2 separate regions of the Homo sapiens genome follow, and region 1 is linked to region 2. The links are chromatin loops, found by intact Hi-C in ENCODE. Cell type or tissue: dorsolateral prefrontal cortex. All regions are shown on one strand. Links, peaks and the distances in the headings refer to the core of each region. The heading gives the core; the rest is flanking DNA. Region 1 overlaps KLHL32 (kelch like family member 32). Region 2 overlaps KLHL32 (kelch like family member 32).

Evidence for each region. A loop is a pair of places that touch in the nucleus more often than their neighbours do. Peaks named below come from ENCODE experiments on the same cell type or tissue, not always from the same donor. Only the 100,000 strongest peaks of a DNase experiment are listed, where the experiment ranks them.
Region 1: a loop joins it to region 2, with 3 times the contacts of the local background. A loop is called at or near these places in 4 of 110 quality-filtered maps.

The regions. Positions count from the first base shown.
Region 1 is chr6:96,985,382-96,996,611 of GRCh38, reverse strand. All of the region lies in intron 3 of KLHL32 (kelch like family member 32), which reads right to left. Among named protein-coding and RNA genes, the nearest start is that of KLHL32, 66 kb to the right of the region's middle. RefSeq lists an enhancer at 4,332-4,831. In dorsolateral prefrontal cortex, for the core only: no CTCF peak of the experiment used is centred there; DNase peaks (open chromatin) are centred at 3,131 and 5,951; H3K27ac peaks cover 6,387 bases.
Region 2 is chr6:97,047,756-97,058,985 of GRCh38, reverse strand. All of the region lies in intron 4 of KLHL32 (kelch like family member 32), which reads right to left. Among named protein-coding and RNA genes, the nearest start is that of KLHL32, 130 kb to the right of the region's middle. RefSeq lists silencers at 8,978-9,037, 8,939-9,233 and an enhancer at 9,218-9,277. In dorsolateral prefrontal cortex, for the core only: a CTCF peak has its summit at 4,957 (motif pointing right); a DNase peak (open chromatin) is centred at 6,395; H3K4me3 peaks cover 1,315 bases; H3K27ac peaks cover 7,674 bases.

The DNA.
Region 1 (11,230 bases), core at 1,181-9,180, 62 kb after region 2:
TTGCAGTCATTTGGTCACTTGTTTCTAACTCCTGCCAGACTACGAATTCATTCAGTGTCTAGAAAATGGTAGGTATGTAACAAATACTTATTTATTGAATTTTTAAAAACCTATTTATTTCTAATTACATATTATACTCATTTATAGTCTTTTATGTAATTTTAATCAAATAGCAACTAGAAAGTAGGATTATAAAATACATGAAACACAGATTGTTGTTGTTGTTGTTGTTTTAATCATGGGATTTATGCCCTTTTCTCAATTCTAAAAATTACATAGGCAGGAGCACGCCCAGCCTCTAACGGAAAAAGATGCTCAAATATTTAATTTTCCAAAATGTCATATTTGAATCACTTTACCAACACATATACGAAGTTATGTTAGACAGTCAAGACATCTGTTTCCCTGGCCAGAAACTGTAGGCGTTCATGGAGATTTAAGCTGGAGATAGCAAATGTTAGACAACAGCTTCCAGAACCTACAGAGTGGCCCGCAGCCCAGGGCTGCCCACGCTGGGCCCTGTAACTTATGTGTACCCACTGTCAGAGGGGCTTCCAAGGAAGCAGGGAGAAGAGGCTGACTTGTCCCCACCACTCGAGGCCCCTCATTTCTCTTGCTATCTCTGTTTCAATACTTCCTCACTTAATAGTGTTCAACAGTAGTTTGGTGGACTTCACTAGTGTTTAGTTGGTCACAATCTCTCTGAGATGTTACTGGTAAGGGGGCTGCCACACATAGTACATAATCTTTAATTCCTGGAAGGTGACAAGCTGAAAGTATTAAGATTTCAAAAAAGGGGAACCTTACATATGAACTTAACGCGGTGGCAGAGGGTGATCAGGATAGGGCTTCATGAGAGACATCATATTTGTTGGTTGTGAGAAACCTTGGAAGATGGACAGGGTAGACTAAGAGCTGAACAGGAAGTTACAGGTGGAAAGAATGGTCACTAGCAAAGCTGAGAAGTGCAAAGGCCCTGAGGTGGAAAGAATGTGTTTGGAGAATAGTGTGGCTACAACACTGGATAAACAGACAAGGGAACAAAGGGGAGGGTGAATGATGATGAGACAGTGTGAAGCCACTCCTGGAGCCTGGTAGGCAGGAAGTGAGGGGCTCAGGAATACCTTAGCAGGAAGGGAAAGTTAGTCATGGAGTCATCTGCACAATGGTTTGAAAAAGAACAGCCAGAGGAGGAGAAAAGTTAAATGGCTACTGGAATGCTCTAAGCAAGAGGGAAGGTGGTGACAGAGTCAGGAAATGAAAAGTTGGGAAAGGATGAAATTAAAAAGTTATTCTGACCCATCAAAAAGTGAGTGAACCTGCAGTAGCTGAGCCTAACAATTAACTGAACTTCCTTCACCGTAACACCTAGGCAGAACATGACCAGGAATTTCAAGTTAGTCCAAGAAGTGAAACAGCTCACATTTATTGAGTGTCAGGTACTATGCTTGGAGCTTTATATACCATATCTCACTTAAGTCTCTGTATCAACCCATCCAGAGAACTATGCTTGGTGATTATCAATGTATAGATGAAAAAACATAGGTTCACAGAAGTAACGGGATTTGGCTATGTTCATAGAATGGATAGTGAAGAAGATGAGTAACCCCACAAACATTTATTAAAATAGTGCCTACTATTTGCCAGGTAGTGTGGGAAACAATGGTGAACAGAACAGACAGATTAGGTCCCTGCTGCTAGATTCAAACTCAAATCTGACTCATAAGCTCATCCCTTTCTTCTTTCCACAACTACTTTGCACTTTGATGAAAGAAGTCCTGGTCTGACTGTTACAGCATCTGGCTAATGCTATGCTGTGCTCACACTGCTTAAATTAAGCCTAACATTTTTGTTATTTTTTAAAGCATTATTATCTGGCTGAAAAATGTGTTTTTTCACTTTCTTTTAAAATGGTGATGATCACAGGAACTCATAGTACTTTGCACGCAACTAATCATTCATTAATCATATTTTAAACAAGAAAAGCTGATATTAACTCACAGACCAATATAAAGGAAAAGATCCATCAAAGCTTCGGCCTTCTTACTCTTGCAGTCCCACCTTCCCTGAATCAGAACAACAATTACTTGAGCTTCAAAATAAACTGCCAAATATCAGAGTACAGAGCACAAAAATCTACTTTATACCAAAGTACTTAATTAACTTGAACATATCACACTAAAAGGAAAAAAAACATAAATAATTTGTATAGTTTTATTTTCCGGATATTAAGAATTGAAATATAAATGGAACTATAAAATATTAGAAAACATTTCTTCATTCCCTTAATAAATATTTATTGAGCCTTTATGAAACATGAGGCAACATTATGAGTATTGTGAGAGGCACAAATTACTAAGACAGGATACTCTTTCCAGATGTTTCAGTTTGATAGAGTATAAGACACAAGGAAAACAAATATTCTAGTTTAGGGCATGTGACTGTTGGGAGACAATTCTCCATGAGTTTCTTGCATTTTGGCATATATTGTGAATGAGACAACTGTTTTTTGTTCTGAACTTTCTTTTCAAGGATGTTTCTATAGCAAACAGCCTTGGAAGACAGAGTAGTATCTCCCTCCAGAGCAAGGGGTAGGTTTGTTTACAATCCTGGAAGATACAGTATCTCTATGTAGAGCAAAGGGTAGCATGCTTACTGTCCAGAATAATAATGTCTCTCTCCAGAGCAAAGGGTAGACATGTTTGCTACTCATTATAAAAGACTCCGGTTCCCTAACCTCAATGATATTCTCCCATAACACAACTCACTCACAAGCTGGCCCTCTTCATGTCATCCTGTGGGAATTGGGGCTCAGAAAAGAGGTGCAAAAATGCTGAGACTTGATTACTACTGCCATTATGAGGATAAACTCCTTTGTTTCTGATTAGGAGTCTTATGTCTTCTACCAGCATCTATAACAGTGTGGTAGCCTGACTAGTTAGCTTGCAAGTAGGGTAAAAATCTCAGAATTTTGATAGTTCCTGACAGGAGAAGGGTGCAACAATGGCAACAAAATGTTCCCCTACTTGTGTCTATGCCCTTTTGTACACCCTCTTAAAATGATTCTGATGATTCTGGACTTGGCCATCTGACTTGCTCGGCCAGCAGGGGGGACATTAGCAAACAAGACCCAAACAGAAGCTTGAGAAGCACTTGTGCCTTGAGGCTGGTCCTCTTGTGTTCTTAGGATTTAGTTGCCACGTGAAAATGCCTAGGCTAGTTTCTAAATACATGGCCCAGCTTCCCTTACCACCCCAACCAACAGCCTACCAATCACCAGCCATGTCAACAAGGCCAACTTAGATCACTAGCCTCCAATCAACCCTTTGATTAACCACTGATGCAAAAGCAAATCCAGTAGAGATCAGCTGAGCTGACAGACCAGAACAATTCAGCCTCTAGGTTTTCGGGTACTTTGTTATGCAGCAAAAGCTAACAGAAAATACTGAGTATAAGGAAAAAATTACTTCCAGTATGGTATCTATATTACAAGCTCCATAGGGCTCAGCCTATGTCTCTTAAATACCAAAACTCCAGCACTTAGCACTGCCCAGATAACAGTTAAGTGCCAACTGCTCCAACTTTATTCGGCTTTCTCCATCTGAACAATCAGTGCACAAGTCAGTGAATTTTCATCTTACAAGCAGCTTATGAGACTGAAGGAAATGCACATGAATCCAGCAGAGCACACAGCTTAAGTGGAAACGGCACAACTTGGTACTGAGGGAGACAGATGTGTGAAAATCAGCTCTTCTACTTTATATCTGGCAGTCCCTGGGCAAATTATTTAAACATATCGTAATTTAGTTCCCACACCTGCAAAATGCAAATAATGAAGTTTCTCCAGAGGCTTTATAATATAGGTATTACAAAGGAGGCACTCTTTGTGCATAACCTATTAGAGTATGAGGGGCATTGTGGTGGAAGAGTTGAGAAACTGGGAGTAGCAGCAAACACCGTTAAATGCCAACAAGTGAAATGGTCTCTTGCACTCACATGCGCGCACGTATTGATACGCTCTCCCCTCTCTCTCTCACACATACACAAATGTGCGAAATCAAATCATTTCCCAAAATGAAATTCAAAACCGGGATTCCAGCCAAGATGGCTGACTAGAAGCAGCTAGTGCGCATTGCTCTCAGAGAGAGAAGAGAGTAGTGAGTAAACATTAGCTCTTCAACTGGATTATCCAAGTGGACACTTTCATCAAGGAAGCAATACAATCCACACAGAAGTGAGAAGAGTGAGACAGGACAACTGCCCACCGGGGAGAGGCGAAGAGCCAGGGGAGGCCCCCCACAGCCAGGAAACGGTGAGTGAGTCAGTGAGAGTCCCTGGGGACCCACACTTCTGCCATGGACCTTTGCAACCCTGGGTCCCGGGAGCCATGGATCCCCTGGTACCGGACACCGGCAGCTGCATCTCTGGCAACAAGAGAGGTCAGGCTCCCGCACAGGCCCACCAGGATGGGGGCAAATCCACAGGGCTGAGCAGCAGATGGAGTGCACGCCTCACCTCCACTGCACCTCGCCAGACATGGCCCACTGGCCTGGGACTCTACTGCGGCCATCGCAGCCCTGCCTGAGCTCTCGGGTCGCAGGCAGGCCGCCATTTCTGCCGCTCGGAAGCCCTCGCTCTTGCTGCCCTCAGGCTGGGGAGGGAGCACAGTGATTAGGGACTATCATAGACCCCCAGCACAGCGCAGCCACCTTACCCGGAAAAGCGGCCTGTTTTCAATGCCGTCCCCCGCCCCTGCTACTCCTCACTGGGCAGGGCCTCTAGATCTGCGACCTTGGCCACTCCCTGCTAGGGCTCTCCGCGGTAGCAGCTCTGCACTTTCTTGGAAGGGATCTCCCGGAGGTAACAGGCAAGCTACTACTTTTGCTGCTCTGAAGCCCTCGCTCCTGTGGCTCTCCGGCTTGGGAAGGAACGCAGTGATCAGGCACTAAGGCAGAGCTGCCTTACAGAAAAGCGGCCAGTTTTCCACACAGGTCCCCACCCTGCTACCCCTCAATGGGCAGGATCTCTCCACCTGGGCGCCTAGCACAACCGCCCTGCCCTGGCCTGAACATGTCAGTTGGTGGCAGCTCTGTGTTTCTTTGGGGAGGAAATCCCCAGAGACAACCCATAGCCCCTCTGCCATTACAGCTGCGATGGGTACCACCCTTACTGCATTGGGGAAGGAACAAAGGGCCTGGTTGCTATGCTGACATCCCTAGCACACCCAGCCACCATACGGAGAGAAACCCAATGTCTCTTCTCTGTGAGCTCCCACCCTGTATTCTTCCCCAGGAAGGACCCTTCAGCTGGAATTGCAGAGCAGACACCCCACCCCCAGCTGAGCATTTCCACTGCTAGTGGCTCTAAGTTTCCCTGGGAGGGGCTCCCAGAGGCAACCAACAGACCCTCTGCCACCGCCAGTGCACTGGTCCTGCCCTTGCTGCCCTTGCATTGGGGAAGGAACAAAGAACCTGAGGGCTTCACCTGCACTCCCAGCACCAAAACCGCCATAAGGAGAGGAGCCCAGTCTCTCCTCCCCATGAGGCCTTGACCCCCTGCGCTTCACCAAGCAGGGCCAGTAGTGCAGTCACCACAAGCCCCGATTAAACATTCCCATTAGTAACGGGTCTGTGATTCTCTGTGGTGGAGCTCCTAGACAAAACCGAAAGCCCCTCTGCCACTGCCACTGCAGTGGTACTTCCCTTGCTGCCCTTGGACTAAGGAAGGAACAAAGACCTTAAGTGCTTTACCTACACCTCCAGAAACCACAGCCATCTTAAAGAGAAGAGGCCAGTCTAGCTCACCTATGAGCCTCCAATGCTCCCTGCTCATCACCAAGCAAGCCCCGCCCCCACCCCAGCTTGGGCCCATAACACAGCTGCCCAACTCTGGGCCAATCACACCAACTGGTAGCAGCTCCGTATTTCTCTGGGCTGGAGCCCCAAGAGACAAGTGAATGGCTCTCTGCTACAGCCACTGCCAAGGTCCCTCCCTCTGCTGCCTCCAAGTTGGAGAGGACACACAAAGCCTGAGCTCACCCCAGAGCTGCAGTGTGCACCCTGGGAGTGCCAATCCAAGATCTGCAGCCAGAAATTGACTGGGAGAAGAAACTACACTTTCAGAGCACTAAGAGGGAGCACAGCTGAAATCGAGAGGAAATACAGAGGAGCCACGTGGTTGAGCAAGAACTTACCATTATACTTAAGCACCATTTACTGGATCACAGCCCAAACTTCAACACCAAAAATACTTGCTAACATAACCCCCACCCCCATAAAAACAAGGACAAGAAATCAGCTGCAAATAAAGATCCTGCACAAAGCCTCAGCCCTTTGAAAACATCCAGAAAAGAGGCAACTGAATGTACTCAAATTGTAACTGTGAAAGGAACATCAGCACACAGAGATAAGAAAGAACTAGTACAAAAACTCTGGCAAGTCAAAAAGCCAGAGTGTCTTTTTCTCCAAACAACTGCACTAGTTCCCCAGCAAGTGTTCTTAACCAGGCTGAAATGGCTGAAATGACAGACAGAGAATTCAGAATATGGATGAGAATGAAGATCATCACAATTCAGGAGAAAGTTGAAACCCAATCCAAGGAATCCAAGGATTACAATAAAATTATATAAGAGCTGAAAGATGAAATGGCCATTATAAGAAAGAAACAAACTGATCTGATAGAGCTGACAAACAGTACAAGAATTTCATAATAATAATCGCACTTTTTTTTAACAGCAGAATAGACCAAGCTGAGGAGAGAATCTCAGAGCTTGAAGGCTGGTTTCTGAACTAATTCAGTCAGCCAAAAGTTTAAAAAATGAGTAAATCCTCCAAGAAATATTGGATTATGTAAAGAGACCACAGGTAAGACAAATTGGTATCCCTGGAAGAGAGGGGGGGAGAAAAAGCAACTTGGAAAACATATTTGAGGATATTATCCAGAAAAATTTCCCAAGTTTCATTAGAGAGGTGAACATTCAAATTCAGGAGATGTAGAGAATTTCTGCAAGATACTATACAAGACGACCATCCCCAAGACGCACAGTTGTCAGATTCTCCAAGGCTCACATGAAAGAAAAAAATATTAAAGGCAGCTAGAGATAAAGGGCAAATCACATATACAAACAGAAACCCATCAAGCTAACAGCATGCCTTTCAAAAGAAACCCTACAAGCCTGAAGAGATTGGGGCCTATATTCAGCATTCTTAAAGAAAAAAATTCCATCCAAGAAATTCATATCCAGCCAAACTCAGCTTCATAAGTGAAGGAGAAATAAAATCCTTTTCAGACAAGCAAATGCTAAGGGAATTCATTACCAACAGACCTGGCTTAACATAGGCACTTAAGGGAGTGCTAAATATGGAAATGAAACATCATTACCAGCTACCACAAAAACACTTATGTATATAGGCCACTGATACAATAAAGCAACCACACAATCAAGTCTGCATAATAACCAGCTAACAACACAATGAAAGGAAAATCCACACATGTCAATATTTTTTTTATTATACTTTAAATTTTAGGGTACATGTGCACAACGTGCAGGTTTGTTACATATGTATACATGTGCCATGCTGGTGTGCTGCACCCATTAACTTCTCATTTAACATTAGGTATATCTCCTAATGCTATCCCTCCTCCCTCCCCCAACCCCACAACAGGCCCCAGTGTGTGATGTTCCCCTTCCTGTCTCCATGTGTTCTCATTGTTCAATTCCCACCTGTGAGTGAGAACATGCGGTGTTTGGTTTTTTGTCCTTGCAACAGTTTGCTGAGAATGATGGTTTCCATCTTCATCCATGTCCCTACAAAGGACATGAACTCATCCTTTTTTATGGTTGCATAGTATTCCATGGTGTATATGTGCCACATTTTCTTAATCCAGTCTATCATTGTTGGACATTTGGGTTGGTTCCAAGTCTTTGCTATTGTGAATAGTGCTGCAATAAACATACGTGTGCATGTATCTTTATAGCAGCATGATTTATAATCCTTTGGGTATATACCCAGTAATGGGATGGCTGGGTCAAATGGTATTTCTAGTTCTAGATCCCTGAGGAATCGCCACACTGACTTCCACAATGGTTGAACTAGTTTACAGTCCCACCAACAGTGTAAAAGTGTTCCCATTTCTCCACATCCTCTCCAGCACCTGTTGTTTCCTGACTTTTTAATGATTGCCATTCTAACTGGTGTGAGATGGTATCTCACTGTGGTTTTGATTTGCATTTCTCTGATGGCCAGTGATGATGAGCATTTTTTCATGTGTCTTTTGGCTGCATAAATGTCTTCTTTTGAGAAGTGTCTGTTCATATCCTTCACCCACTTGTGGATGGGGTTGTTTGTTTTTTTCTTGTAGATTTGTTTGAGTTCATTGTAGATTCTGGATATTAGCCCTTTATCAGATGAGTAGATTGCACAAATTTTCTCCCATTCTGTAGGTTGCCTGTTCACTCTGATGGTAGTTTCTTTTGCTGTGCAGAAGCTCTTTAGTTTAATTAGATCCCATTTGTCTATTTTGGCTTTTGTTGCCATTGCTTTTGGTGTTTTAGACATGAAGTCCTTGCCCATGCCTATGTCCTGAATGGTATTGCCTAAGTTTTCTTCTAGGGTTTTTATGGTTTTAGGTCTAACATGTAAGTCTTTCATCCATCTTGAATTAATTTTTGTATAAGGTGTAAGGAAGGGATCCAGTTTCAGCTTTCTACATATGGCTAGCCAGTTTTCCCAGCACCATTTATTAAATAGGGAATCCTTTCCCCATTTCTTGTTTTTGTCAGGTTTGTCAAAGATCAGATGGTTGTAGATATGCCGCATTATTTCTGAGGGCTCTGTTCTGTTCCATTGGTCTATATCTCTGTTTTGGTACCAGTACCTTGCTGTTTTGGTTACTGTAGCCTTGCAGTATAGTTTGAAGTCAGGTAGCGTGATGCCTCCAGCTTTGTTCTTTTGGCTTAGGATTGTTTTGGCAATGCAGGCTCTGTTTTGGTTCCATATGAACTTTAAAGTAGTTTTTTCCAATTCTGTGAAGAAAGTCATTGGTAGCTTGATGGGGATGGCATTGAATCTATAAATTACTTCAGGCAGTATGGCCATTTTCATGATATTGATTCTTCCTACCCATAAGCATGGAATGTTCTTCCATTTGTTTGTATCCTCTTTTATTTCATTGAGCAGTGGTTTGCCAACGAGAACAAAGACACAACATACCAGAATCTCTGGGACACATTCAAAGCAGTGTGTAGAGGGAAATTTATACCACTAAATGCCCACAAGAGAAAGCAGGAGAGATCTAAAATTGACACCCTAACATCACAATTAAAAGAACTAGAGAAGCAAGAGCAAACACATTCAAAAGCTAGCAGAAGGCAAGAAATAAGTAAGATCAGAGCAGAACTGAAGGAAATAGAGACTCAAAAAACCCTTCAAAAAATCAATGAATCCAGGAGCTGGTTTTTTGAAAAGATCAACAAAATTGATAGACCGCTAGCAAGACTAATAAAGAAGAAAAGAGAGAAGAATGAAATAGATGCAATAAAAAATGATAAAGGGGATATCACCACTGATCCCATAGAAATACAAACTACTGGGGGGTGGAGCCAAGATGGCCGCATAGGAACAGCTCCAGTCTACAGCTCCCAGCGTGAGCGATGCAGAAGACAGGTGATTTCTGCATTTCCAACTGAGGTACTGGGTTCATCTCACTGGGGAGTGTCAGGAAGTGGGTGCAGGACAGTGGATGCAGTGCACCAAGCATGAGCTGAAGCAGGGCGAGGCATCGTCTCACCCAGGAAGTGCAAGGGGTCAGGGAATTCCCATTCCTAGTCAAAGAAAGGGGTGACAGATGGCACCTGGAAAATCGGGTCACTCCCACCCTAATACTGTGCTTTTCCAACGGTCTTAGCAAATGGCACACCAGGAGATTATATCCCGTGCATTGCTTGGAGGGTCCTACACCCACGAAGCCTCGCTCATTGCTAGCACAGCAGTGGGAGATCCAACTGCAAGGCAGCAGCCAGGCTGGGGGAGGGGCGCCCGCCATTGCCAAGGCTTGAGTAGGTAAACAAAGCAGCCAGGAAGCTCGAATTGGGTGGAGCCCACCACAGCTCAAGGAGGCCTGCCTGCCTCTGTAGACTCCACCTCTGGGGGCAGGGCACAGCCAAACAAAAGGCAGCAGAATCCTTTGCAGACTTAAATGTCCCTGTCTGACAGCCTTGACGAGAGTAGTGGTTCTCCCAGCATGCAGTTGGACATCTAAGAACGGACAGACTGCCTCCTCAAGTGGGTCCCTGACCCCTGAGTAGCCTAACTGGGAGGCCCCCCCCATTAGGGGCAGACTGACACCTCACACGGCCGGATACTCCTCTGAGACAAAAATTCCAGAGGAACGATCCGGCAGCAACATCTGCTGTTCACCAATATCTGCTGTTCTGCAGCCTCCACTGGTGATACCCAGGCAAACAGGGTCTGGAGTGGACCTCCAACAAACTCCAAAAGACCTGCAGCTGAGGGTCCTGACTGTTAGAAGGAAAACTAACAAACAGAAAAGACATCCACACCAAAACCCCATCTGTACGTCACCATCATCAAAGACCAAAGGTAGATAAATCCACAAAGATAGGGAAAAAACAGAGCAGAGAAGCTGGAAACTCTAAAAATCAGAGCACCTCTCCTCCTCCAAAGGACACAGCTCCTCACCAGCAATGGAACAAAGCTGGACGGAGAATGACTTTGACGAGTTGAGACAAGAAGGCTTCAGACAATCAAACTACTCTGAGCTAAAGGAGGAAGTTCGTACCCATGGCAAAGAAGTTAAAAACCTTGAAAAAAAATTAGATGAATGGCTAACTAGAATAACCAATTCTAGAGAAGTCCTTAAAGGACCTGATGGAACTGAAAACCAAGGCACGAGAACTACGTGACAAATGCACAAGCCTCAGTAGCTGATTCGATCAACTGGAAGAAAGGGTATCAGTGATGGAAGATGAAATGAATGAAATGAAGCAAGAAGAGAAGTTTAGAGAAAAAAGAATAAAAAGAAATGAACAAAGCCTCCAAGAAATATGGGACTATATGAAAAGACCAAATCTACGTCTGATTGGTATACTTGAAAGTGACGAAGAGAATGGAACCAAGTTGGAAAACACTCTGCAGGATATGATCTAGGAGAACTTCCCCAACCTAGCAAGGCAGGCCAACATTCACATTCAGGAAATACAGAGAATGCC
Region 2 (11,230 bases), core at 1,928-9,927:
GTGAAAATAATGATGTCTACCTCAAAAACTGTTTTAAGGACCAAAAGAATGCTTGTGTATCATTACAATTGTGTGTGTCTATATGTAACAAAGCAGCTTAAACAAATATAAGGGTTACTTTTCCAATAACATTTGGATTAGGCCACTTAGAGTGGCAACCAGCCTCCTTGTATTTTCCTGCTTGGCAAATCTCAGGCTGTGGTTTCATGGTCTCAAATTGGCTGCCATACCACCAGGCATTATGTCTACATTCAAAGCAGAAAGAAAGGAGAGGTCAAAGAACAAAAAACATTTGCCAGCTGAGTCTGGCATTGTTTATCAGAAAAACAATAGATTTCTTACAAACACTGTTACAGAGACTTCCATTTACATCTCATTGGCTGGGTGGCTACACATAGCTGTAAAAGAGCCTGGGAAATTAAATTTTTATGGCTAGATGCACCATAGTCCCAAATCAAATTAGAGTTCTATATAAAGAAAAAAGAGGAAATGAATATTGGTAGGCAATCAGGGCATTAGCCATGGGACTTAGCACATATATATATGAGGAAAACTACAAAACTCTGATGAGAGAAATCAAAGAAAAACTAAATAAATGGAAAGATGGCCCATGTCTGTGGATAAAAAGGACTCCATATTGTCAAGATGTCAGTTCTTCCCAACTCAATTTATAGATTCAATGTAATCTTATTCAAAATCCCACAGTTATTTTTTGTGTATTAACAAACAGATTCTAAAGCTTATATGAAGAAGCAAAAGACCCAAAATAGCCAACACGATGTTGAAGGAGAACAAAGTTGGAGGACTGACAATACCCGCTTCAAGACTAAAAAAAACTACAGTTATCAAGACAGTGTGACATTGGCAAAAGAAGAGAGAAACAGATCAATGGAACAGAACAGAGAGCTCAGAAACAGACTCACATAAATATGGTCAATGAAAGAGCATAGATAATATTATAGATAATATAATAATAATGGATAAAAGATAGTCTTTTCAAGAATGGGGCTAGATTAATTGGACACTCACATACAAAAATTGAACCTGGACACAGCTCTCAAATCCTTCACAAAAATAAACTCAAAACGGATTACAGATGTAGATGTAAAATGCAAAACTAGAAAACTCTTACAAGGTAACATAGGAGAAGATCTAGATAACTTTGGGTATGACAATGACTCTTTAGATACAGCACCAAAAACATGGTCCATGAAAGACATAATTGACAACTTGGACTTTTTTAAAATTAAAAACTTCTGCTCCACAAAATACACTATTAGGAAATTGAGAAGACAAGCCATAGGCTAAGAGAAAATATTTGCAACAGATACATCTGCTAAAGGAATGTTATCCAAAATATCAAAAAACAAGATCTTAACACTCAACAATGAAAAAAATGAACCATCTGATTTTTTGAAATGGGGGCGGGAGGGGGGTGTAAAAGATCTGAGCGGATACCTCACCAAAGAAGACAGGTGGCAAATAAGCATATAAAAAGATACTCGGCCGGGCGCGGTGGCTCACGCCTGTAATCCCAGCACTTTGGGAGGCCGAGACGGGCGGATCACGAGGTCAGGAGATCGAGACCATCCTGGCTAACACAGTGAAACCCCGTCTCTACTAAAAATACAAAAATTAGCCGGGCATGGTGGCGCGTGCCTGTAGTCCCAGCTACACAGGAGGCTGAGGCAGGAGAATGGCGTGAACCCGGGAGGCGGAGCTTGCAGTGAGTCGAGATCGCGCCACTGCACTCCAGCCTGGGCGACAGAGCGAAACTCCGTCTCAAAAAAAAAAAAAAAAAAAAAAAAAAAAAGATACTCACATAGGAAAACTGCATTTTTTGTACATATTTTGTTAGATTTACGCCTGTTTAATTTTTGGGGTATTAATTTCTAAAAATAGTTTTAACTTTTTAAAACAGTCCCCCAAACCCAAAAGATGAATAATATGTTGTGATACATGAAAATTATATGAAATTCAAATTTAAGTATAAATAGAGTTTTATTATAACATAGCTATGCTTATTCATTTACATATTTGTCTCTGGCAGTTTTCATGCTACAACAGCTAAGTTGAGTAGTTGCGAAATAAACTTTATTTACTTTTTAAAATAGAGACAGGGTCTTGCTATGTTGCCCAGCCTGGTGTCGAGCTCCGGGGCTCAAACGATCTTTCTGCTTTGGCCTCCCAAAGTGCTGAGACTATGGTCGTGACCCACTGCACCCAGCTGTGACAGAAACTTTATATGGCCTGAATTATTTACTGAATTATTTTTGGCTCCTCACAAAAAAAGTTTGCTGATCCTTGGTCTAGAGTATAGGTAGGGGCTGGGAGTCAATAGCATAAGATAATAGCAAGTTATTTGTCAATACCAAATAACTTGGGTCTGGATGACATCACCAAGGAAGCTAGTTGGATTAAACAGGAGGGTTCTGAAGCAGGAAGGATTTGAAGCCTACAGAGTGGGGAGGAGCAAGCAAAGCCACCTGGAAAGGAGTGACGGGAAGGCTGGTGGTGGCACAGAATAAAAGCCCACAGTGAGCAGTGTTACAAAGGCCAAGAGAGAATAGGCAGGCTGGTGGGCCGGGCCTGGTGGCTCACGTTTGTAATCCCAGCACTTTGGGAGGCCAAGGCGGGAGGATCACGAGGTCAGGAGATCAAGACCATCCTGGCTAACATGGTGAAACCCCGACTCTACTAAAAATACAAAAAATTAGCCGGGCGTGGTGGCGGGCGCCTGTAGTCCCAGCTACTAGGGAGGCTGAGGCAGGAGAATGGCGTGAACCCGGGAAGCGGAGCTTCCAGTGAGCCGAGATCGTGCCACTGCACTCCAGCCTGGGTGACAGAGCGAGACTTCATCTCAAAAAAAAAAAAAAAAAGAAAAAAAAAGAAAAAAAAAGAAAAGGGAGGCTGGCTATGCTGCACGAAGCTGTGAGGTCACATATGACAGTATTTAATTAGATTTGGCAATATTTGTGACTGCCAAGAACAGTTTTAGTGGAATGATGAAGATAAAAGCCTCCAGACTTGGAGTGGAAAAGTGAGTGATAAATGAGTGAAAGTGAGGAAAAATAACTTTATGTAACACTTTTCATAAGCTCTGCTGTGAGAAGAGTCAGAGAAATAAGTGGTAGCTCAAGAGGAATATAGAAATAAGAAGGGGTTTTTTTTTTTTTTTTTTTTTTTTTTAGACAGGTTCTCAGTCTGTTACCTCGGCTGGGGTGCAGGGGCACGATATCGGCCCACTGCAACCTCCACCTCCCAGGTTCAAGCAATTCTTTCACGTCAACCTCTCAACTAGCTGGGAGTACAGGCACATGTCACCACACCTGGTTAATTTTTGTATTTTTAGTAGAGACAGAGTTTCACCATGTTGGCCAGGATGGTCTTGAATTCCTGGCCTCAAGTAACCCACCTGCGTTGGCCTCCCAAAGTGCTGGGATTACAGGCATGAGCCACCACACCTGGCAAGAAAAGGATTCTTAAAGGTGAGCAATAGAATGCAGTAGAGGAGAAACTGATGGCAGAAGAGACAGCAGCAGGATAACAGGAGTGATATTGGACAGAGTCGGAGGGAGTGGATCTGGACCCTACGTGGGGGAGATTAGTCTCTGACAGTTCAGGGATACCCCTCCCACTGTAAAAGAGGGATATACCCAGAATAAGTTCAGAAACAGGGAGGGTTGAGAATTTGATGGTAAGATGATGAAGATCTTCCTTTCTGTTTCTATTTTCTCAATGGACGGTGACTTTTCCTTATGATATGTGTACTGGAGGTAGGTTAGTGAGGGGAATGTCTCTAAAAAGAGAAGAGAGAGGGTGAGAAACTCATCAAGAAGAGGAGGAAAGCAAATTTACTAGGGAAACAGATTAACATTGCCTGGCATTGGGTATCTGTCTGAGATTTGGGGTCATGGATTTGAAGTGAAAACAGTGACTTTCTCCAGTGCCAACCAGCAGAATTGATTCTTACAGTTGGATTCAACAAATAATTCTCCAAAGATGCCACAAGCTGGAATCAATTTTTATCCTCTCTTATATTTTTTTTAGACAGGATCTCACTCTGTTGCCCAGGCTGGGGCGCAGTGGCACGATATCAGCCCAATGCATCCTCTGCCTCCCGGGTTCAAGCAATTCTTCCACCTCAACCTCCCGAATAGCCGGGAGTACAGGCTGTATTCTTTGGGCTGTGCCAAGTTGTTCCTACTTTGACAGATACATGATACATAGAGATGAATGGCTATCATTAGTTTTTAAGGTGCTATATCTGTCTATTCAATTACTATAGAATAAATGCCTATTATTTTCTTCCTGCAAAGTATAATGCAAATTACTGTCTTATTTTTCAGGCAGTCCTTGACAAAGAACTACAACTCAATTATCCATTCTCCTACCTGAATTAGTGCAACTTTTGAAGCATCAAACATACTCAGGTATTTTTCTATGTTATATATGCAAATAATTCAGATCCCTGCTAATCCATTTCTTAAAAATGCAATGGTGTGTTGATCTGGCATTTCCAATCACAGTTTGACCTACTGTGAGAAAGCACCAATGTACATTTTCTCATCAGTGCATCCCTAACAACTAGTAAGTCCTTAGCATATAGTAGGTGTTCATTAAGTATTTGCTGAATTAATGAATCTAAATTTGAGAATAAAATGTAAATGGATGGTTTTTATGAAGTATACAAAAATAAAATATTCACAAGTTAACTTAGAGTATTCAATACATTCAAATTATGCCTTCATTTGAATGTTCTCATCATTATTTTACTCAAATGGAATATAACTTCCAATATAAATCATCTTAAAAGTACTGTTTAGCAAATTATTTATCCTGATATTAATTACAATTTGACCATATATTTTTGCTATCATGTTGCTTTCTTTTTAAAAAACTTAAGTTAGAATTGTAAAACTCCCATATACTGCTGCTTCATACAAATACTGAATACTTCCAGCAGAGGGCTCAAGAATTCTATTTTAAGGAAAAAAGAATTCCTTATTATGAATATTTAAGGAAAAGTGAAAGAAAAGAAAGAAAATAAGATGTTTTGTAGTCTATGCATACATTATGTGTAGTCTATGTATTTTGTAGTGTATGTGTAGTATATGCACAGACTACAAAATATCTATGTATGAATGCATAGTATATAAATAAAAATGCATAGTATATAAATAAAAGGCATAGTACACAATAAATTTATTTAATACATTTATTATATACTATGCATATAAATGCATAGTATATAAATTAAAAAAAACAAATGTACTTATATCTTACCTAATTCCAGAAAAGAAGTTGAAGTAAATTACAATCACAAAATCTTTATAAAATCACATAGACATATGGGCATCTGAAGAAAATGGGCATCCGAAGAAAGCAGAAAGATAACATATAACATGTAAGTAAGTGAGAATTTGAAGTGAAAATATTTTTTTACTTTTAGTCTTATTAATAATTTTATAAAAATTTGGGTTGTGTTTTTTCATTTTCAAAGATAAAGTAATTTCTTTTTATAGAATTTGCAGTATCCTTATATTTAGTGCTGAAACAAGGAGGAAAAAAATTTGGGAAATGTGTGGAATGATTTATTTATGGAGCAAGCTGGGAATTTGGAGGCACTTCATTTTCATAGGCAGAGCTAATGGGCTGTAGCATTCATGCCTACAACTAACATTAAGATCCCTCTGGGATTCCAAAAATGTTCAGAAAGAGGTCTCAAATCTTTTTATTCAGTCTAGTTACTTATTATCTTCTCTGCCTCATTTCAAAAAGGATCTGAGGCATCAATACAAGCATTTAAATATTAAGAATAAAAATAACTCAAAGCAAGAGAAAAGAGGAAACAATATGAGGTCAGGAGAGAATGTGTGTGCGTGTGTGTGTGTGTGTGTGTATCCATCCTCATAACTATTATAAGTGGGTCACAATGTGGCTCTATGCTTCCTAGCATCAAAACTGAAAAAGAAATGTAACCTAATGCAAGATTAAAAGGTGAAAATACTAAGGAGATTTCTAGATTCTCCAGACCCTGAGATGTAATGGAAATTTCCCAGCAGACATTAAGAGGGTTATTGAATGATTTGCTTGATAATACTTCTAATAATACCATCAGAAGTTTATATTATAGAACATTGCATAAAAAGTGAAGGTTAATAAAGAGATTATTTAAGACCCAGACATCCAGTTTTCTGGTTTTCTGGCTTGATCTAGGTATAAAATTTAAAATATTTAAGAAGTCCTTCTCAATCGAGTCAATACTACCTTCTCAGGGAAATTCGGAAATTTGCGGGGATATTTCTGGTCCTCCCAGGAGGGTGGGCAATATTGGCCTTTATTGGGCAGTGGCTGGGAGGCTAGATGCCAGGCAACACACAGGGCGGTCACCAACCATGAGGACTGACCTACAGCCTGCACGCCGGAATGCCCTGCTGGGTGTGCAAAGAAGTGAAACATTTGTTTACACAGATTGAAGCCCCGAACCTAACTCTGTTTTACATATAAACACATTCTTTGATGTTCTGTGTCAGAATACATTGGCTTTTCCAGGAATGCTACGCCCATAAAAACAAAGAGAAGACTGTTACTTTGTTTTGTTTAGAATTGTATAATACCAAGAGTTGTTCATTATTTTGGAAAATCATGTCACATGCCACCTGGGATCTGTCCTTGTGGTATCTGAGTTGACAGTACAACATTCATTCACCAGTCTGCATCTGCATGTGCATCTGCTGTCCCAATCATGGTGATTCTCCCTATGGGGGCAGACAGGAGACTACTTCATTATGTCTTTTGGAAGGGTTGTACCCCAGCATGTACACACTGAAATATAAAGGATTTTAAACACAAACTTCTTTCGTTTGTTCTTTTACATATGGTTAGGAAATTCTATTGGTGCTTAGAGTAATTTGTGTAAGTATGTTATATTGTCTAGGAATTTCATTTTAGGATAGTAAAGGTGGCCTTTTTATATTAAGGACTGACAGTTGAGGTTGAGAACCACCAAGCCAGATGAATAGACTGCATATCTTCTGGGGATCCTTTATGTGTAAAATTTCTCCTAAATGAACTTCTAGTAAGAGTTGTCCAGAAAACAGGATAAGGCTGGAGCACAATTGTTCTTTTTTTCTCAATAAGAGAAAAAGTTCATGTGCTTTAAAAATCCATCAATAGGCTGATATCTTCTTATGAAATTTAAGGAACTAACCAAGACTCCCCACTATATAAATGATTAACTTCCCTCCACTAAGATGATTTGAGGGAGCACCTAAAGGAAGGATCGAAATTTCTTTAGGAAATGATTCTGAGTGCAGTCAACACTCAGAAATTCACATGATCAAGAAGGAACAAAGTTGTAATGATTTCTGTGCTGTTTACCCACCATGGCAAAGTAAAAATCTCAGATGCACACCATGGATTATGAAATATGTAGCAATGGAACTTTCTGTTGAAACATTCAGAAGAAACAGGTGCACAGAAGTGCAAAACCCACTGAGTTAACTAGGAGGGTTGATCTACTGTTTGGAGTTACTGGATACTCGCCATTTCTACTTTGGAGAATGTCAGAGAAAGACTGTTTATTGCCCCACCTATGACAATAAAACCATTATCAAGAGCAAAAAGGAAATATTTCTTTTTCTATTCCCAATACTGGCAATGGGGTAGGGTGGGAGGTGCTGAGAGTTGGAAGGAGAATGGAGGAAAGAACAACAAATCCAGCTCATTTGAATGGATTTTTACACAAGGGAGATATGGTTAAAACACAGAAGGGGCCACACTCATCCTTGTCATCTATATTATCTAAGATATCTGGAGACCCTCACAGTGTTATCAGTGTGCATGATCTGTACATACGACCTCAGGCACCTTAGCCCACAGTGGGTTCCTCAGCACAGAATTGGTGCCAGAAAAGATTATAAATGCTGTAAGAATATTGTTCAAACACATGTGTTTTTTGTTTGTTTGTTTGTTTGTTTGAGATGGAGTTTTGCTCTTGTTGCCCAGGCTGGAGTGCAGTGGCATGATCTCGGCTCACTGCAGCCTCCACTTCCCGAGTTCAAGCGGTTCTCCTGCCTCAGCCTCCTGAGTAGCTGGGATTACAGATGTCCACCGCCACACCTGGCTATTTTTTTTATTTTTAGTAGAGATGGGGTTTTGCCATGTTGGCCAGGCTGGTCTCAAACTCCTGACCACAGGTGATCTGCCCACCTCGGCCTCCCAAAGTGCTGGGATTACAGGCATGAGCCACTGCGTCCAGCCCACATTGTGTTTTCATTAGGTGACTGAGTTTAATAATATTCCAAAGGAAAATGTCTGTGCCTGAAATGTGACTATTACTCAAGTAGAATGCTAGATTAATGTAATAGAGTCTGCCCCTATTTTTGTTATTTCACTCCGGATGGCTTTCAAGCCCCACCTTTCCCTATTTTCCTGCTTGCCTTACATCTGAGCAAAGGTTTAAAAAAGCCTGAAAACTCTCTCCAAAATACACAAGCCCTACCTGCGGGTAGCCCTTGCCCCTGCCCCACAATAAAAGCCAAAGCCAGCCATACCTCCATGCTCTCTCAAGCCATTTTTGCACCTGCTTAGGAGTCACCCTGCTCTCTCCAGAAAGCCTCATTATGTGAGGAATAAACCTTTTCACATCCTGTTGGGGTGTGTGGCATTATCAGTCTCAACATCCAAATCAGATTTTGGGTTGGGGGGTTGCGCATTCTATTTCTGCCAAGTGACAGCAAGAAAATGAAGACATAAATTTATAAATTATTTGGGAAAACAGGAATACATTTTTCAAAAATCAAAACATACTGAATTGGAAAGCTGATCTTAGAAGGGTGGCCACAGTTAAACTTCTTTGCACAGAGACATTTTAGACATGAATCTGCTGAACGAATGGCTTTATGATTCTTGCAGCACAAACTAGACTCTGAGCACATTCTGACTGGATAGCACAGAGAAATTTAATAAAGGAGAACAGACTGGCGTGAAGCAAAGACTGTCACTTAGAATTGGCCCTGCCCTACAGGTGGGAGGCCCTCCTACATGACCTGACTGTGAATCAGCTGTTCTCTGTGAGAAAGAGACAGGTCTTGGGACCAACAAAGCTGTTCATATTTTATGACTTCACTGTCAAACAGGAAGCAGACTAATCTGCTTGTTTGTTTCAATAATGCACTGATAAAAGAGAAAATCTACCCCAAGGCAAATAACTAGTTTCAAAAGATCTAAAAAAGCAAAAAAGTAACTGATGAAATTCAAACTTCCTCTTTTGTTTCACACTTCTCAAACTTTCCATGTCAACACTCCAGTTATGGACTCTGGCATAGCTCTGACAAGAAGGTAAGGAGAAATGTCACTTTCTGCAAAATTCAAAATAAAGTAGTTCCCCCCCGCCCCCCGTTATCGACGGTTTCGCTTTCTACGGTTTCAGTTACCCATGGTAAACTGCAGTCCAAAAACATTAAATAGAAAATTCTAGAAATAAACGATTCATGAGTTTTAAATTATGCACCATTCTGAGTGGCATGATGCAATCTCCCACCATCCCACTCTGTCCTACCAAGACATGAATCATTCCTTTGTTCAGCATATCCTCATTGTAGATGCTCTCTGCCTGTTAGTAACCTAGTAGCCCTCTGGGTTATCAGACCACTGTGGCAGTATCTCAGTGCTTGTGTTTATTTTACTTAATAATGGCCCCAAGGTACAAGAGAAGTGATGCTGGTGTATTGTTATAATTGTTCTACTTTATTGTTAGTAATTGTTGTTAATCTTATTGTGCCTAATTTATAAACTAAATTTTATGACAGGTGTGTATGGATAGGAAAAAAACATAGTATATATAGGGTTTGGTACTTATCTGAGGTTTCAGGCATCCACTGGGGTCTTGGAATATAGCCCCAGCAGGTAAGGAAGGGATGCTATATTCTTCCTTAAAATGTGGATTTCACTGTGTACCCTCCAGAGTGCAAGGCACAGTGGAGGTGCCTCAGGGCCTTTTACTTGCCAGGTAGGTACTGCCAGCTAAAGAAAGGATTGGGAAGCTAAAATATTTAAACCACTGAATAGTCTTAACACTACTCCTGAGAGAAACATTTTAAAAATTTTCTCCCATGTTTGCTCCATGTGCTACTATTTAGCTCAATTGGGTTATATTTATAAGTAAATCCGACAGAGACTTTCTCCATATAAATGGATACTTCTACCCCTGAAGGGATGGTCCATGAGAAAGCAGATCCAATTAAGATTCCTGTCACTCTGCTGCCTGGCCTGATGCTCAGGTCTCCCGAGAAAAGTATTCTGCTGTGGGGAATACAGTTTCAATGATCATCAAAATGTAATGCACAGTGTTTGCATTATCAGGGCTATATAAAAAAAGTCATGTGAACTTATTAGGGAACCAAATGACAATCAAAAAAACAAAGTTACTATGGTGAGACCTCTGACTGAATGAATATTTTTAAAGTAATTTTTCCCTTAACAGAGTATGATAGTTTTCTTGATTGCCAAAAGGCTTCAAAATAAGAACAGTAATGGTGATACAATATTTCCTTGTAAAGATCGTATTGAAGCATTCTCTGGGTCAGAGAAATGTATTTAGGGTGACTATCCCCCAAGAGATGGGTTCTTCTATGATTTTCAGAAGCCAAGGGCTGGAGTTACTGAATAATAAAGAGAAATGCAAGGGAACACAGATCCCAAGGCATCCTTCTTCAGAAGCCCGGATATGACATAATTGGTTCACAGCTGACAGAGTTAGCAGTGCCTGGAAGTGGAGAATTGTAAAGGGGACTATAAACGTCACTATCATTTGGTGCAGAGTTTATCTCTCCACTGGGTTTCTGGAACCTCTTCATCAGTCTCCAAGGGACAGAAAAGGAGGAGAGCTCTCCGGAAATTAAGAGGAAGCTAACTAGGTTTCAACCCTTCCTCCACTACATGTAAGGTATTTATCACAGTGCTTGGCATATAGTGTATATTCCTTGACATCATCATAGCCAGAGTGTTAAACAATAAACTTTATTGTGGTTCGCAGTCCTATTTGCTTCCATTTCGGTCCTAAGGTACTCAAATTTCTAAAGGCTTATCCCAAGGCCTTTGGTGCTGGAAGTTCTACTTTCCAAGCAGGGCTCTTCTTTTTATAAAAGGGTCTTGATGTTTTCTGCTCTTCACTGTCAGGCTGGGTTTTTTGGTTTTTGCTTTTTGATTTTCTAAAAACACCTGC